Regions from separate parts of the Homo sapiens genome. Here region 2 is linked to region 1. A link is a loop called in an ENCODE intact Hi-C map of the cell type or tissue named here. Cell type or tissue: CD4-positive, alpha-beta T cell. All regions are shown on one strand. Each heading gives the region's core, and the rest is flanking DNA. Links, peaks and the distances in the headings are about the cores only.

Region 1 (4,400 bases), core at 258-4,257:
ACAAAGATCTTCATGGACATCCTCCTCATCGAGCTAACAGGAGTCTCCTCTGCCTTCAGAGTCCCCAACCTCTTGGCAGCCTTTGGCAGTGCTGACAAGCCCTTTCCTCTTAGAATGTTCTTCCCTTGATTTCCAGCCGCTGTGTCCTAGTTGCCCTCCATCTAACTCTTCCCTCTGTAAGTTTTGTTCCTTATCCCATCCCCTAAAGAGAGAAATTCCCTAGTAATCTCTCCTTAGTCCTCTTCCTTCTGTTCCCCAATACTTCCCAACACTTGTATGTAACTGACCTAATCTACATCTAACAGTTCAGAACTCTCCCTAGTTACAAACAGACATTTACAGGAGCCAACAAGAAACAATGGGGACAGCCATGGATTTGGCATTTGCAGATCTATTAATATGTTCAAGTCTGGCTCAAATCCTAGGAGTTTTTACATAACTAAATATGGGAATATCACAGGGTTTTTGAAAGGATTCGATTACAAATATTTTCAAAGGGTTAAAGTCTATTTAACCCTTTGAAAATATGTATAATTTATATGTAAATATAAATATCTATATTTAAATATTTCAAAATGTTTGCTGGATATCCTTCCTGTCTATTCCATGGTCTTCAAATTTAGTATTTCTAAAATTAAATGCATTATATTTTCACTCACCCTTATACACACAACAGTAACTCTTCCTAATATCTGTATTTCTAGTCAGAGTATCAATATTCTCCCAGGCAGCCTTATCAAACCTATGATCTTTGATTTCTTCCTACCTCTCATCTCGCCATTTAACCCTGCTACTCCCAAGCATCCAACGCACTGAAAACTACAGATTTTGTCTCCACAGTAGCTCAGTTATAGTACCTTTACTTTTATCCCTATTGCTTTTGTCACCTCTGTCCTGAGCTCCTACAATTACCTGATTGTCTATTTCTAACTTCCATCATTCTGCACACAAACTGTGAGGTTCATTTTCCTAAAACCTCCTAAACACTTTCAGTGGATTCCCCATTGCCAATGAATCAAGTCCAAACTTTTAAATGTGATAGTCAAGTCCTTTCTGCTCTGGACCCAAAAATTGCTGTCCAGTTTTACCTCTTTCTATTAATCTTTATGCAGCCCTCCCCCATCCAGTTGATTACTCTTTAATTTTGAGTAAGTCTTTTGATTCCTACTCAGAGTCTTGCCATGAAATCTCCTTCACCTAAAATGCTCTGTCTCCCCACTTACCTTGTCATAATCTTCCCAATTCTCCAAAATCCATTTCTAATGCCATCTCTTATGCCATCTCCATAAACCTATTTCCCTCCCCTCAAAATGTAGTCCCTCTTCAAAATTTTTGAAGCACTTTTATTATATGTTTTCCATAGAGAGGTGACTACTATCCACTTGATTGGATTATGAAATCCAGAAGTCAGAATCTAGCCTAAATTCATCTTCATATCTTAGTCCCTCAAGCATGAGAAATACTATAAGTGGTTGAATAAATATTTATTGAATTGGCAAATAAAGCAGTAGAAAAAGAAGTGCGTGTTTTCACAATAAAAATTTTCAAACGTGGTACCCATCTTGCTGAAAAGTGATGGGAAACGTTCGAGAAGTGTTGCCTAGCCACCAAAAATAACATTGTTTGTAGAAACATGCCTTGATATATGTGGGTTAGTGGTACCTCAAAAGCCACATTAAGAAAATATTTTTATTGTGAAATACAACATAAGAAAATTTTTATTATTTGTTTAAAATAATTTTAAAATAAATTTAAAATTTGTTAAACAAATTTTCAGTTTAACAAATAAGCACAAAGTAAAATCTGTATAATGTCTACCCAGGTCAAGAAATAGAATATCGCCAAGACCCTAGAAGCACCCACCCAGCCCGCAGTGTGCCCCATCAGATCACAAACACCATGCAATCACTTTCCTGACTTTCATGATAACCACTTCCTAGTTTGCTTTTTTTTTTTTCTTTTTGAGATGGAGTTGCCCGGGCTGGAGTACAGTGACGCAATCTCGGCTCACTGCAACCTCTGCCTCCTGAGTTCAAGCGATTTTCTTGCCTCAGCCTCTGGAATAGCTAGGATTACAGGCACCTTGCCACCATGCCTGGCTAATTTTGTATTTTTAGTAGAGACAGGGTTTCACCATGTTGGCCAGGCTGGTCTTAAACTCCTGCCCTCAAGTGATCTGCCCACCTTGGCCTCCCAAAGAGCTAGGATTACAGGCATGAGCCACCTCGCCTGGTCATTTCCTGCCTTTTTGCTAATGATTTCAGCCCTTTATGTGTGCATCACTAAATAATACAGTGTGGTTTCACCTGTTTTTAAACTTTATAAACAGTACGATCATTCTGTATATAGTCACAAGGATTCAGAAGTGTTTTTGTATCTTGCTTTGAACATAGTCATTCATGTTATTGCAAATAGTTGTAATTGTTGATTTTTGTTTCTATATAACATTCCACTTTATGACTGTACCACAGTTTATCCAGCCTACTGTTGATGGACATATGGGTTGTCTCTTGTTTGAAGCTTTAATGAGCAGTGTAGCTGTGCATATTCTTTCACACATAGCTTGGTGCACACATTTCTCTAAGACGACATTACTGAAAAGTGTCTTAAACTGCCACTGTAGTATAACTTGTTGGTAAGTAATAATTTACATTTTTCTAAGGTGGTCTAACTTGTATTCCTAGATTCTTATTACAAAAAAAGCATGATATAAATATGTCACATTAATTTGGACTTATGAATAAATTAGTGTATTCTAAATTATTATAGAGGCTGAGCGCAGTGGCTCACACCTGTAATTCCAGCACTTTGGGAGGCTGAGGCAAGCAGATCACTTGAGGTCAGGAGTTCGAGACCAGCCTGGCCAACATGGTGAAACCCCGTCTCTACTAAAAATATAAAACTTATCCAGGCGTGGTGGCCCATGCCTGTAATCCTAGCTACTCAGGAGGCTGAGGCAAGAGAATCACTTGAACCTGGGAGGCAGAGGTTGCAGTGAGCCAAGATTGCACCACAACACTCCAGCCTGGGTGACAGAGCAAGACCGTGTCAAAAAAAAAAAAATTATTACTAGAAATGTGTGTGGTTGGCTGACTAGTTGGTTGGGCATTGGTTGGTTTCCCAGTTTTAGACTGAACATACATATATGAAATATATGCACTTGACTGCATCAGGTGACCACTTACCTTTTCTGTGCTTTTGCCCTTTTTTGTAGTTCCCTCCTATCCCTTAGAATTATTTTCATTTCATCCCAGATTCCTATACTCAGCCTTATCATGTTCTCTGTAATGTCCTTTTTCCTTTCCCTCACTTTTTTTTTCCACTCTGGTCTCCTTACTCTTTGTCCCTGTGGAGTCACAAAATGCAGCAGAGGCTCTGCTTCTTACTCATCTTCGTATGAACTCTGTTCGGTTAACTCCATAAGGCCAGCAATCTCTCCCTGTCTGGCCCTTCTGGTGTCTTCCAACCCTGTCTTCCCTTTTACAGTACCCTGGGCCCCTAGTGGAAGAACTGACCACTCTTGTGGCATGTCTTTGTTCTTTCTGCAACACAAAATGAACTAGCCTTTAATATCAATCATAGTAAGTAAAGATATGCTTTTTGATTTCTGAAAAATGCTTGATTTAAAAAATTTGTCAAATGAAATATTACCATTTAATCATGCTTTTTCCTTTAGACCTAATACTTCAGATTTGTTCTAATAGAAAACATTCCCTAGTGGTCCCAATGGAAAACTTTTGGTAAGAAAAAAGCTAAAATAAATTCTAATCCCAGAACCTGCTGGATTTTCTAGCCATCTATTAGGAGGCTTTTCAGTAAAGCTATAGTGGCTCTTTAAGAAATGACAAAACAAAACCAAAAAAACCTCCACAGAATAGAAAGGAAGTGCTGCTGCCTCGTCAGATGCTAATGTTGGCTAGTCTTGCAACAGACCTGGCTAGGAGCTACAGATAGTTCCAACCAACCAGCTAGAAAAATCATGGCACCAAGGGCAGAGCCCTAGACTTTGCGTCTCCAGCAACTACTTCTCTGGGAACTGCCCGATGGCAGGCACCCTGGAATTTGAGACTTGAGGAAGTATATGCCAAATTTTCTCAGAAAATAATGTAAAGTTACCATACATTTATTTGCTTTAAAATAAGTACACTTCGATAAGCAGATGTTTTATAGAAGTGGTCGTGTTACATTGATGAAGCTAAATTTTTTTAAGAGACTGAAGATTACTATGGAAGTTAAAGTTATAAAAGAACAATTAACTCATCAAGCAATTCCACTGCTGCTCAGCCTGAAGAAGATGTTGAACATTTGAGTCAATTATAGCTAATAACTTGCGATCTCATTTACCAGAATTGTAATACAGGGAAATACATAACGTGGTACACTGGGAACTGGAACACTAA
Region 2 (4,400 bases), core at 104-4,103, 74 kb before region 1:
TAGTAGAACCTTATTTGCTTCTGGATGGGGTTTTGAAGTTCTGCCATATGTGACTTCATTACACATTCTCTGCTGTCTATAGCTTGTTTAATGTGCCTTGCTGCATTTTCATGACTTAGGGACTGTCTAGATGAAAGTTGGCATGATCCTTTCCTGTCAGACCTCTCAGTGGCAGACTTGAGGAGACAAAGGTTTTTCATTTGTTGAGTCAGGTACTCCAATAAAGGCACTATAAGGTTTTATAAGTTTGACTTTCTGTGCATTCATTTCTAGCTCATATGTGGACTGGGAACTCCATGTGGCAATCCATAGGCCCCGAGTCTCTCCTAAAAGCCTTGTAAGGACTCGGGAAGTGGGAATTAGGCACCCATTTACAAGGCATGCTGAAAACCATAACCTCTTTAGTTTCAGCATTTCAACTCACCTGTACCACTGGATTCAATAACTGCTGATACTTATCTTACAAATGGTTCAGATTGGAAAGTCAGATTGTTTGCTTCTAGGCAGCTCAGTGAAATAATAAAATTTGAGCAGAAATAGAAACAATTGCAAGAATTTTTAGCAAATATGCTATACTCTGCAGGTCTTGATTTAGAATAATGTTGATGATAACCTGAGAAATAAAATCCATTTCCCATGGATATCAGAAGGAGGTGGAAAAGCATAGATAAATGAAGTGTAGTCTTCATTGCCTTGTCTTTCTTAATGATTCCTCATGGTTGGCAATAGCACTTATTTAAATAAACATTGCAGGAGTAGTTGTTTACTTTGAAGAACTTGCCTTTTTCTACCTGTCCCCATCGATTCCACCTGATAGAAGAAAGTCGAAGGCATTTAATTACTTTCTTGAGTATTCCAGAGGTAGGGAAATGGTAATCGGGAAACAATTAACTCTTGGTTGTTAATTTTCTACTGCTGAGAAGTCAGAGCAGAGGACTTCTAAAAGTCCCTCCTGTATGATTTTGGAATAAAGTTCTCTGCACCATTTTTGAGTATAAATATGCGTGGTGTTAAAGTTGGTATCACTTAAAATAACAAAGGTAGTACATCAGAAAAATTTTTGAAGAAATTTTTAACAATCCAGTTTCTTCTATTCTCTCATCTGTCTACTTCACATTGAAAATATATAATATTTCTTCTTTCAGTGACTCATTTCTGTGTTACTTTGCTGCCTATCTTGGTTCCATTGCCCATGGAGAATATGAAATATAGGGAATTTTAAGCTGTTTCTTTTTCCTACTCAGATTAAAGACAAAAAATCAACAGAGGATGATAATATATAATGCAATTGAAGGCAAACGAAATCCGACCTATCTTTGGCTTATGCTGCACTATCAAGTTTGGGTTTGAGTCCCTCACGTTATAGCTGTTATGACCTTCAGGAGGTTATTCAACTTCTTTGATTCTCAATTTCCTCATATCTGTGATAGGGGTGGTAATAGCTACCTTATGGTTGTCTTCTGTGGATTAAGACAATTTGTGGATAGTGCCTGGCTCAGTCAGTCAGTGCATGCCATGTAAGAAACACTGTACATTATTATTCTTCCTCTTACTCGATTCTAATATTGTTGTGGAGAGAGACTGGGAGACTTGATAGTAAATCAAACTGAATACATCATGAAATAAATACTATGAGAAATGCTTATATGATTTTAGCTGAAATTATGGGGTCTTTGATTAATCAAGTATTTTTTATTCTACCCTCCCCCTCCCCCACCAATTAGCTTGTTATTCAGTCTTTCATTTTTGTGGTTACTCTAGAGATTAGAACACGTATCAGTGATCTGTTAGTGTTTACTAGTGATCCTTTTACCACTTCCAGGATAATGAAAGACCTTACAACATTTAAGCTCCAATGTATTCCACCCCTCCCCTCACTTTTTCTGCTATTGATGTCATATGTTTTAATTATGTATATATTTTGAATTCCAGAAGACATTACTAATATTGTATTTATAGTCAATATTCAGTAGGTTTACCCACATAGTTATTCTTTCTGTTGCTCACTTTGCCTTCTCACATTTCCATGATTTCAACTGGGATTATGTTCCCTCTATTTGAAGAACCCCCTTTAGTACTTATTTTTGGTGCAATTAATTCTTTTTCCCTTGTTGAGAATTGGTTGAAAGCATGTTTATGTTGCCTTCCTATTTGAGGATTTTTTTTCTCTGTATAGAATCCTAGGTTGGTGGTTACTTCCTTTCATCACTTTAAAGATGTCATTCTGTGGTCTTCTCATGAGCATCATTTCCGTTGAAAGTTAGCCATCAGTTGTATTCCTGTTCCTTTCTCTGCCTTTCAGTAGTTTTGCTATGATTTACCTAGGTGTGGTTTTATTTGTATTTATTCTGTTTATGATACATATCTTATCTTGCATCTGTGGCATGATGTCTTTTGTTGGTTTAAGAAAAATCTTAGCCATTATCTCTTCAAAAATTATGCCTAATTCTACTACAGTCTCTCCCTGTCCTTCTGGGCCTCTGTGACACATATGTTTGGCCTTTTTACTGTGTCTCATAGATTCTTGTCTGGCTTTTTTAGTTCTTTTTTATACCCTGGGCTTCAGTTTGGATAACTTTTACTGACTTTTGTTTTATTTTGTTTTGTTTTTGTGATTGTTTTGTTTTTTTTTGAGACAGGGTCTTACTGTGTTGCCCAGGCAGGAGTACAGTGGCACAGTCATGGCTCACTGCAGCCTCCATCTCCTGGGCTCAAGCAGTCCTTCCACCTCAGCCTCCTGAGTAGCTGGAACTACAGATGTGTGCCACCATGCCTGGCTAATTTTTTCTGTTGTTGTTAGAGACAGGGTCTCACTATGTTGCCCAGGCTGATCTTGAACCCCTGGGCTCAAGCAGTCCTCCTGTCTCAGCCTCCCAGTGTGCTGGGATTATAGGCGAGAACCACTGTGCCTGGCTGCTGACTTCTTCTGTGCTGCATCTAATCTGCTGCCAAACCTATTTATTGACCTCTTAATTTCGGATATTGTATTTTTTTTTTTAGTTCTAAAATTTCAATTTGATTGTTTCAATATATTTCAGTTTGGGTGAAATCCTGTTTTCTATTTCTTTAGTAAATTAATTATAGTTAGTTTACAATCTGTGTCTGATAAAACCAATATCTGGATCCCTGGAGGTCTGTTTCTATTGTCTTATTTTTTCTCTTTTGTTTTTGTTTATTTGGTTCTGTCATCTGGAATACCTGGTAAGTTTTAATTGAACACTGAAAAATTGTAGTGGCTTTGTATGATGTCATCTTCTATCTGAGAAGATTTACTTTTTTCCTAACAGGCCAGTAGAGTAAGAGAAGCTCATCTTTATCCAATGAGGAATTGAGATGCTTTGAGACTGTCTTTTAGTCTTGATGAGAGCTAGTTGCTTTTTCCGCTTTGCTCTTATTCCAAGAGCATAGCCCTTCCAGGATTGTAACTGAGAATCTGAGTGTTTACCACCTTCCTTTGTGGACTCAGAATTCTAGTTTTTGTTTCCCCGTATTGTGAAATGGTCAAAAATTTTACTTAACCTTTAGCCCCCTAGTGTTTATTTTCTGCTTAGCTTCTCAGCCACTTACCACCTCCCCATACCCTTCAATGTATCTTTCATGTCAGTTACCTTGAGGGGAAAACAATGTAGTATGTCAAGCTCACTTCTCTGCTGTTGCCTTTTTTTCGTAGGATCTTGCTCCTCAAACTCTGACCTTCTTAGTATCCTTGAACTTCAGTTGTCTTCTTGGCCCCACAAGGTGCTGGAAGCTCTGAGTTACTTACTTCTACTTGCTTTCTAGCCTGCACCACTTAAAAATAGCAAATATCTGAAGAGAAAAGGCAGTGGGTATTGTTGAGTCCACTTCAGTATCTTTCTGTGATCTTGGACCCTTGAGCCTGGCTGCCTTGATTGCTCACCACTGCATTCAGTTAGCTTTTATCTATCTTTTATGGTTTCTGTAGTGGGAGTGAGGGTGGGGGCAGGGGGTGGGGAGTGATCTGATATTAGCTACTCTATGATAGCAAAAAGCAAAAATCTAAAAGTAGAAATCTCAATTATTGGTCTTTTGAAATTTAAACTCTGCTTACCACCCCCAAATATTTGAGTCAACTTCCAATGAAATACACATACATATACGTAAACACTGCATGAAGGTGATAGTTAAAGTGCCCTTATTTTGTCTTGGGTATCAAAGGTACTCTGAGGCTGTGGTAACTGCCCCGAGAGGTAAGAGAAACCTGTGTAGTTCCTGTTTTTTTGAAAGAATGTACAATGGTCCATCAACAGGTATTTTTTTTTCTGGTATTAAATTTTAATGGAATTTTATTATGTGAATTTTTGTGTCATTGAACAACCCAGTAGTGTCCTCAATAGGACTTTTAAGGCTGATAAATGTTTTTCGTATGAAGGTTTCTTATA

Evidence for each region. Peaks named below come from ENCODE experiments on the same cell type or tissue, not always from the same donor. Only the 100,000 strongest peaks of a DNase experiment are listed, where the experiment ranks them.
Region 2: it touches region 1 in a loop (7-fold over the local background); 2 of 110 quality-filtered maps call a loop at or near these places.

Annotation. Positions count from the first base shown.
Region 1 is chr1:117,005,413-117,009,812 of GRCh38, forward strand. All of the region lies in intron 1 of CD101 (CD101 molecule), which reads left to right. Among named protein-coding and RNA genes, the nearest start is that of CD101, 5.9 kb to the left of the region's middle. In CD4-positive, alpha-beta T cell, for the core only: no CTCF peak of the experiment used is centred there; DNase peaks (open chromatin) are centred at 1,609, 1,949 and 3,919.
Region 2 is chr1:116,931,532-116,935,931 of GRCh38, forward strand. All of the region lies in intron 1 of PTGFRN (prostaglandin F2 receptor inhibitor), which reads left to right. Among named protein-coding and RNA genes, the nearest start is that of PTGFRN, 24 kb to the left of the region's middle. In CD4-positive, alpha-beta T cell, for the core only: a CTCF peak has its summit at 3,524; DNase peaks (open chromatin) are centred at 2,260 and 3,540; H3K27ac peaks cover 404 bases.